Regions from separate parts of the Homo sapiens genome. Here region 1 is linked to region 2. A link is a contact called in ENCODE Hi-C or POLR2A ChIA-PET data. All regions are on one chromosome and are shown on one strand. The core of a region is the stretch at or near the end of the contact, and the rest is flanking DNA. Distances in the headings are between cores, read along the strand shown.

Region 1 (3,199 bases), core at 606-3,105, 34 kb before region 2:
TTTAGTGATTGCCCTGCATTTACTAAATGCCCTGCATTACTAAATAGAATGAAACTGGTTCATTCTATTAAGTTGGAAAACTTCAGAGTCATACTATATTGAGAGTTTTTCTCTTATCAGTTGAGGTGTACAGCTTCTAAGGTGAACTCATGATCCCCATTTTCTGGCATTCACATCTTTGTGTAATCCACCCCCCGCCCCAACTTTAATCACAGGGCGAGCCTGTAACTTACTTCTAACCAACAGATTATGGCAAAGATGATGGGATGGCACCCTAGCATATGTCTCCTTGCTGGTTTGATGAAGTAAGAAACCATGTTGGGAAAGCTCATATGGCAAAGAACTTCAGGTGACCTCTGGGAACTGCGAATAGCTTCTAAATGATGAGAATTGACTGTAGGAGCTCAAGGCAGTTTCAGCTCACAACCAACAAGAGGCCAGAGCCCTCAATCCTACAACTGCAAGGAAATTCTTCCAGTAATCCGAGTGAGCTTGGAAATAGATTCCTCAACAGTCAAATCTCAAATGAGAACACACTCCAGCCAACACATTAATTGCAGCACTGTAAGACCCTAAGAAGAGAATCCAGCTAGGCAGTAACTGGACTCATGACTCACAGAAACTGTGAGATAATTAATATCGTCTTAAGCCACTGAATTTGTGATTTGTAACACAGCAATAGATCACTAATGCAATAATTTCCCTTTGCATTTCTTTCACAACTACCCACTCTTACAGCTTTACCCTCCATCTTGTCATGCCCTGCAAACTAAAATGTCTGAAAATTTTAGCTAACATTCTCTATAAACATATTTCCTATTTATTCTTTGACTTCCAAGTTGAAGACTTCCAGTAACTTGGTCTTCCTCAGATATCAATCCCTCTTTTAAAAATAAACAAACAAACAAACAAAAACTTTCACAAGTTTCTGTCTTCATTCTCCATGCATCTTGGACCTGGCTGATCATCTGAATTTTCATTTGATTTGTACCATTGCTTCTCTTATACAATTATCCTTTCCTGTCCTTTCCAAACCAAATCACAAAAATGATAATAGTTGCATTATCAACACCGATCTCTGCATACATGAGCACTATTCAAGGAAGCCACACATTCATATTGACACCTTTACAACTTTAGTATGCAAGAAATTGCTTCTTAATCCCAAACTCTAATTCTGAAATCTTAGCCCCAGACACTTACAACATCCTTAATAGTTTTACTTTAATTGCTCATCTTGCTCTTTGTAAAACAAATGTATTTTTGTAAGAAATATGTAGATTATCCTGATTGCTTCAAATATAGTTTTCTGAGGGATGTTTAAAAAGATATGAATATGCTATTTTGAATTACCCTATTTGGACCTTGTTTTCACTAGTAACCCTGTTTATATTTGATATACAAATTAGCATTCATAGTCTTTATAAAGCCTCATTCGCGATATATTTAAATGCCCTGGAGTTCTTGTTTCTATGATACTTTCACCTTTAACAATGTTTTCCATAAGTTATTCATAAGTATTATTACTCAAAAGAAGATGTTGAATTTAAGACAACAAGTTTGATGCAAAAATGTGAAGACCTATTAGAAGAAGATATTATATATTCAACTTACTATATGTTGTACTATCCAGTTTATTTTTTCCCAAAGAGTATTGTTCAACCAATGTGGAGAAGGATTGATGTGAAAAGGGCAACGATTACTGAAAAGTACTATTTGTTTTGAGTTAGAGAAAAGGCATTAGGTAATAAAAAATCTTTTGAAACTGAATAAAATACTTTTAAGAAAGATATCCTCATAAGATACTTGAAAAGAAGAAGTGATTAGTCATGGTTTTTCAGAGGCATTCAGTGAGTGCGGTCAGTGGGTGAGGAAATTGAACTCTCAGTCTGACTTCTGGACCACTCTTTGACATTTGGCCTATCCTTGCTTAGCTGTACTTTACCCTAAAGAAATAATAATTATATGTGCCCCCACAATATTTTCCAAAATGCTTAACATCCTAAAACAAAGGATTCTAAACAAAAAAGCAACTTGATTATAAATATGGACAGTACTATAAATATCAGAGTTGAATATTTTCTGTCTCCAAGAACAGCTTTATTTAGAAAGTCATTATCTACAGATGGCCAAGAATAAATCTTATTAAGATGTGCATGTTTGACAGCATTAACACCCATCAGAATCCAGAGTATTGCATTCCACTGAAGTGAGAGAATTGATATAGTACTTGTTGCCTATGTTAACAAACAATTCATTGAATAATTAATTAAATGGTTGAGAACATTTTTAACTCGTTAGAGTTTAACTTCCAATGGAACATAATGATCAGTGATATTATTATCATTGATCTGAGCAGTTTAACCCTAAAGCACAAAGATTTTGACCTCCAACTTTCATCTTCTCTCTCCAGTATATCTAAGGCATTTCAGCAACTTGTCAGCAGTCAGTATCACTTTTCTTTTTCTACTTTGAGGGTGGCAACTTTAATTAAGTAGTTTCTCCTCCTACTTTCAGATGCTCTCTGTACAGTAATATTTTACTTGTGATTTTCTCAGCCCTCCTACTCATTCCATTAAAGAGTAAGCCAGGAGCATACTTTCTCTGACTCAAGTTTTTAGTTTCTCCTTTGTTTCTCTTGACAGATAAAGTTCCCTTATTATATGTAACACCTATGGTAATTGCCATTGCTCAAAAAAAAAAAAATCTGTAAACTCTTTTCTAAATGTTATGAAGACATGCAGAAAGAAAAGTTCTTCACAAAATACAGATATTACTTCTATTTTTTTTTCCAGCATTCTCTGAGGGGAAAAAAATGTAGAAAGCTTTTCACCCTGATGTCTCATTAATTCTGACAACACCCTTAGAGGCAGAGAAGTGGCGAGAGCCATTATTCTTGTTACAGTGGAGAAAACGCTGAAAAACCCAAAGAGGCTAGAGATCTTGTTGAAGGTGACACACAGTTATTGGGAACCTGCAGGGAAAAAAATATACACACAAACTTTAGGCTTCTGACTCCCAGGTATTTCAGTCCGCTCTTGAGTCTGCACATAGGTATCTCTTTATAAAGTCTCCTTTAATTTGAAATGGTACAAGTAATTAATTGTGTGGCAAAAACATGTGGAGTGACTCAAAACCTAGAAAAATCCCAAACAACACCAGACAAACCCCTGCATGTCCAAACCTGCCAGTATGAAAT
Region 2 (3,033 bases), core at 356-2,855:
CCTCTCTCCTTTGTCTCTGGCTATCCTCAGGACATTTCTTCTTTTAGGCACTCTCAATGCTTCTCATGGGTTGAGACAGGGACATGTCTACTTCCAGGGATCCCCAGATGGTGGAGAATTTGGTTATTCAACTCAATCTTACTTTTTTCAGTTTAGAAACTGTGAGATGGGGGAAATTTTCCATGTACTTGGTTCTGGGCAGATTGGGAAGAGAAGTATCTCAGATATGAAAGGCTAATTCTTTACTTTCTTCTCAGAGTTTTTCAGTTCTCTGTGGCCCCTGAGAACTGTCTCCTTTTCATATTTGTGTTCTTGTATATTGCTGGTGATAATCTTGGTACTGTATATTTGATTTTGGTTTTCTTTTGGGGTAGTAAAGCCAGCTTGCTTCTACACCATCATTTTGGAACTGGAAGTTTTACAGACTTCCCTCTTTCATCATCAAAGTTCAAAAGGAAAGCAACAAGCACGGCAATATGAGGAAACAGGCCAGAGAACTGAGCTGTAGGTTTGAGGAACTTCTCAGTGGGAAGCTGGTTTTAATTGTGATCTAAATTAAGGAAGACCAAAGGTAGGGCTGGCAACTAGCTATGGAGGTTAATTGGAGTCAGGAAAAGTAAGTTTTAAGGCAGGTATTAGGTCACCATCTGAGGCCTAGGCTCTAAGGCAATAAGTGAGAGATGACTATAATCCAGTACCATAGACAGCTTCATGGACATATAGGGTCTAGGGAGAATGTTATGTCTCACAACAAAGTGACAATTAAAGAAGGACTAGAAAGAAATGGGAAAAGAAAATTATGTCTTGGCTATCTATGTCCTATGCCGAGAAAATGACAACTGCAAAATTAGGTGGGTACTTGGTGAGAGGGAAATAGCAAGGAGGCCAGTAAGGCTGGAACACAGTGAACAAAGTGAGAATAGGAGTAGTTAAATTCAGCGAAGTAACAGGAGGAAGACTATGTAGGGCACTGAAGGTCAGAGAATAGGCTTTGGATTTTACTGAATATAGAAAAAAAATGACATACTCTGACCTATTTTAAAAAATTCACACTGATTGCTAGGTGGAAAAGAGAGACTAGGAGTCTAGAGCACAAGTGGGGAAACCAGTTGAAGGCTTTTACAGTAATTCAGGCAAGATGTATTGTATCTTGAACCAAAGTAGTAGCAATGGAGATATTGAAAAATGGTCAAATTTAAGATACATTTTGAGGTATAACCAACAATATTTGCTGATAGTTTGAATGTGAGATAAAGAAAGGAGGCAAATACAACTTTAGAGTTTTGCTTAAACAACTGCAGAGATGGAATTTTAATTAACTGTATACAGTTATGTGCCATACAACAATGTTTTAGTCAATGATTGACCGCTTATACAATGGTGGTCTCAGAAGATTATATTTACACATGTGTAGATGCAGAAATACTTACCATTGTGTTATAACTGCCTGCAGCACTCACGCTGTTCAGGTTTGTAACTTAGGAGAAATAGGCCATACCATATAGCCCAGATTTATAGTAGGCTGTAACATCTAGGTTTGTATAAGTACACTTTTAGTTTGCACAATTAGGAAATTACCTAAGGACATGGTTCTCAGAACATATCCCCATTGTCAAATGATGCATAACAGAAATTACATACGGACAAGATTACAGAAAGAGCTGATTCTAGTGTTTATTGATAGAGGAATCAGGTGTCTGGTTTAAGACATGTAATGTTTGAAATGTCTATTAGACATTCAAATGGAGACATCAGGTAGATAATTGGACATACAAGAGTGAAATCTAGGCTGGAGTTATGAATCTTGAAATCTATAGCATTTAAAGCAAATTGGATTGAGATCACTTATGGAATGAGTTTACATAGAAAAGAGTGGTATTCTAACAATTGAGCTTTGAGATATTCCAAAGCTTAGAGATTGGAAAAATGAGAGATAACCCACAAAAGAAGGGAAAAGAATGAAAAGTGAGATAGGGGAGAATTTGTTGTCCTAAAGTCCAAGCACAAAAAGTAGTTCAAAAGTGAGAGACTAATTAACTGTGCCTAATTCTGTTGGAAGGGGTCAAGAAATTTGAGAACTGAAAGTAAACTGTTGAAATGAGCAACAAAGAGATCACAAAAGGTCTTGACAAGAGTAGTTTTGGTTAAATGGGGAAGAAAGATTTATGAAGTGGGTTCAAGAGAGAATGAGAAGAGAGGAAATAAAGATGAGTTTAGATAATTATTCCTTGAGTTTTGCTACAAGTAGAGTAGAATATAAACAGAAGATGATATAGGAACAGGGCAGGGTTTTGTAGGTGAGAGATATTACAGTATATGTGCATGTTGATTTAAATTATCCAGTAGAGAATGAAAATTTGATGATATGGAAGGGCAGCAGTGCTGGAATAATTAGATGTGGGAATGTTTTGGCAGTAGCCAGCAACGTTATTGAGGAAGGGAGCTAATGTAATCAGTTACATCGGACTCTTGTCTGTCTCTGAATTCACCCTCATATTAATCAGAATCACTTTATTCCTAGAGTATTAAACTCAAAATTTCTGACACCATCCTAGTATTTCATCTTCAATTTTTAAACTACTATACACACTTTCTCTCCTTGCTACAGCTGTTGTTGTCCCTGTTAATATTGTTAGAAATAAATTTTAACTCATTTTAAGTACCAACATAAATCTTTCTTTTCTCCTTGAAAGATGCCCTCCCCCTCCAGCATCTTTTCCTTTACGATGTCACCAACATGATAAAATGTAAAGAAAAGAGAAATATGTTCGGAGCGCCTTTGGTGACAGCATATTTAAAATCTATTCTTTCTGTTTTGTTGCAAGTAGAATTGAAAAGGGTATTGATTGCTCACAGAATCCCTAGGAAAGAAAATTGAGAAAGAATGCCCAAAATCATGTTGCATAACCAATTTGTGGAAGATACCACTCTGCAACCAATCCACCTAGCACTTTTGTTGGACTATGTCCCAGGGCCACTGCTGCTCCCAGCAGTGCTATCTTCCCCAAGTCCCTACTTGGGGAAGGAAATTCT

What was found. Hi-C counts contacts between places; a loop is a spot of excess contacts on that map. ChIA-PET counts read pairs that join two places held with the same protein, here RNA polymerase II (POLR2A). Pooled maps may share reads with other maps.
Region 1: a loop to region 2 is called in a map of GM11168, with 2.2 times the contacts of the local background. The contact joins two enhancer-like sites. A Hi-C loop is called at or near these places in 8 of 168 maps with a recorded cell type or tissue (CD14-positive monocyte, CD4-positive, alpha-beta memory T cell, GM11168 and 4 more), 21 of 37 single-sample maps with no recorded cell type and 15 of 50 pooled maps. POLR2A ChIA-PET finds 5 or more read pairs at or near these places in 3 of 52 experiments (AG04450, GM12878 and MCF 10A).

Annotation. Positions count from the first base shown.
Region 1 is chr4:113,822,072-113,825,270 of GRCh38, reverse strand. No RefSeq gene overlaps it. Among named protein-coding and RNA genes, the nearest start is that of CAMK2D, 62 kb to the right of the region's middle. Within about 2 kb of position 1,855, at least 2 of the 41 ENCODE cell types and tissues checked have a DNase peak (open chromatin) inside an H3K27ac peak, as active enhancers do; they include CD14-positive monocyte, where a contact is called at or near this core.
Region 2 is chr4:113,788,128-113,791,160 of GRCh38, reverse strand. No RefSeq gene overlaps it. Among named protein-coding and RNA genes, the nearest start is that of CAMK2D, 28 kb to the right of the region's middle. RefSeq lists a silencer at 2,029-2,088. Within about 2 kb of position 1,605, at least 2 of the 41 ENCODE cell types and tissues checked have a DNase peak (open chromatin) inside an H3K27ac peak, as active enhancers do; they include CD14-positive monocyte, where a contact is called at or near this core.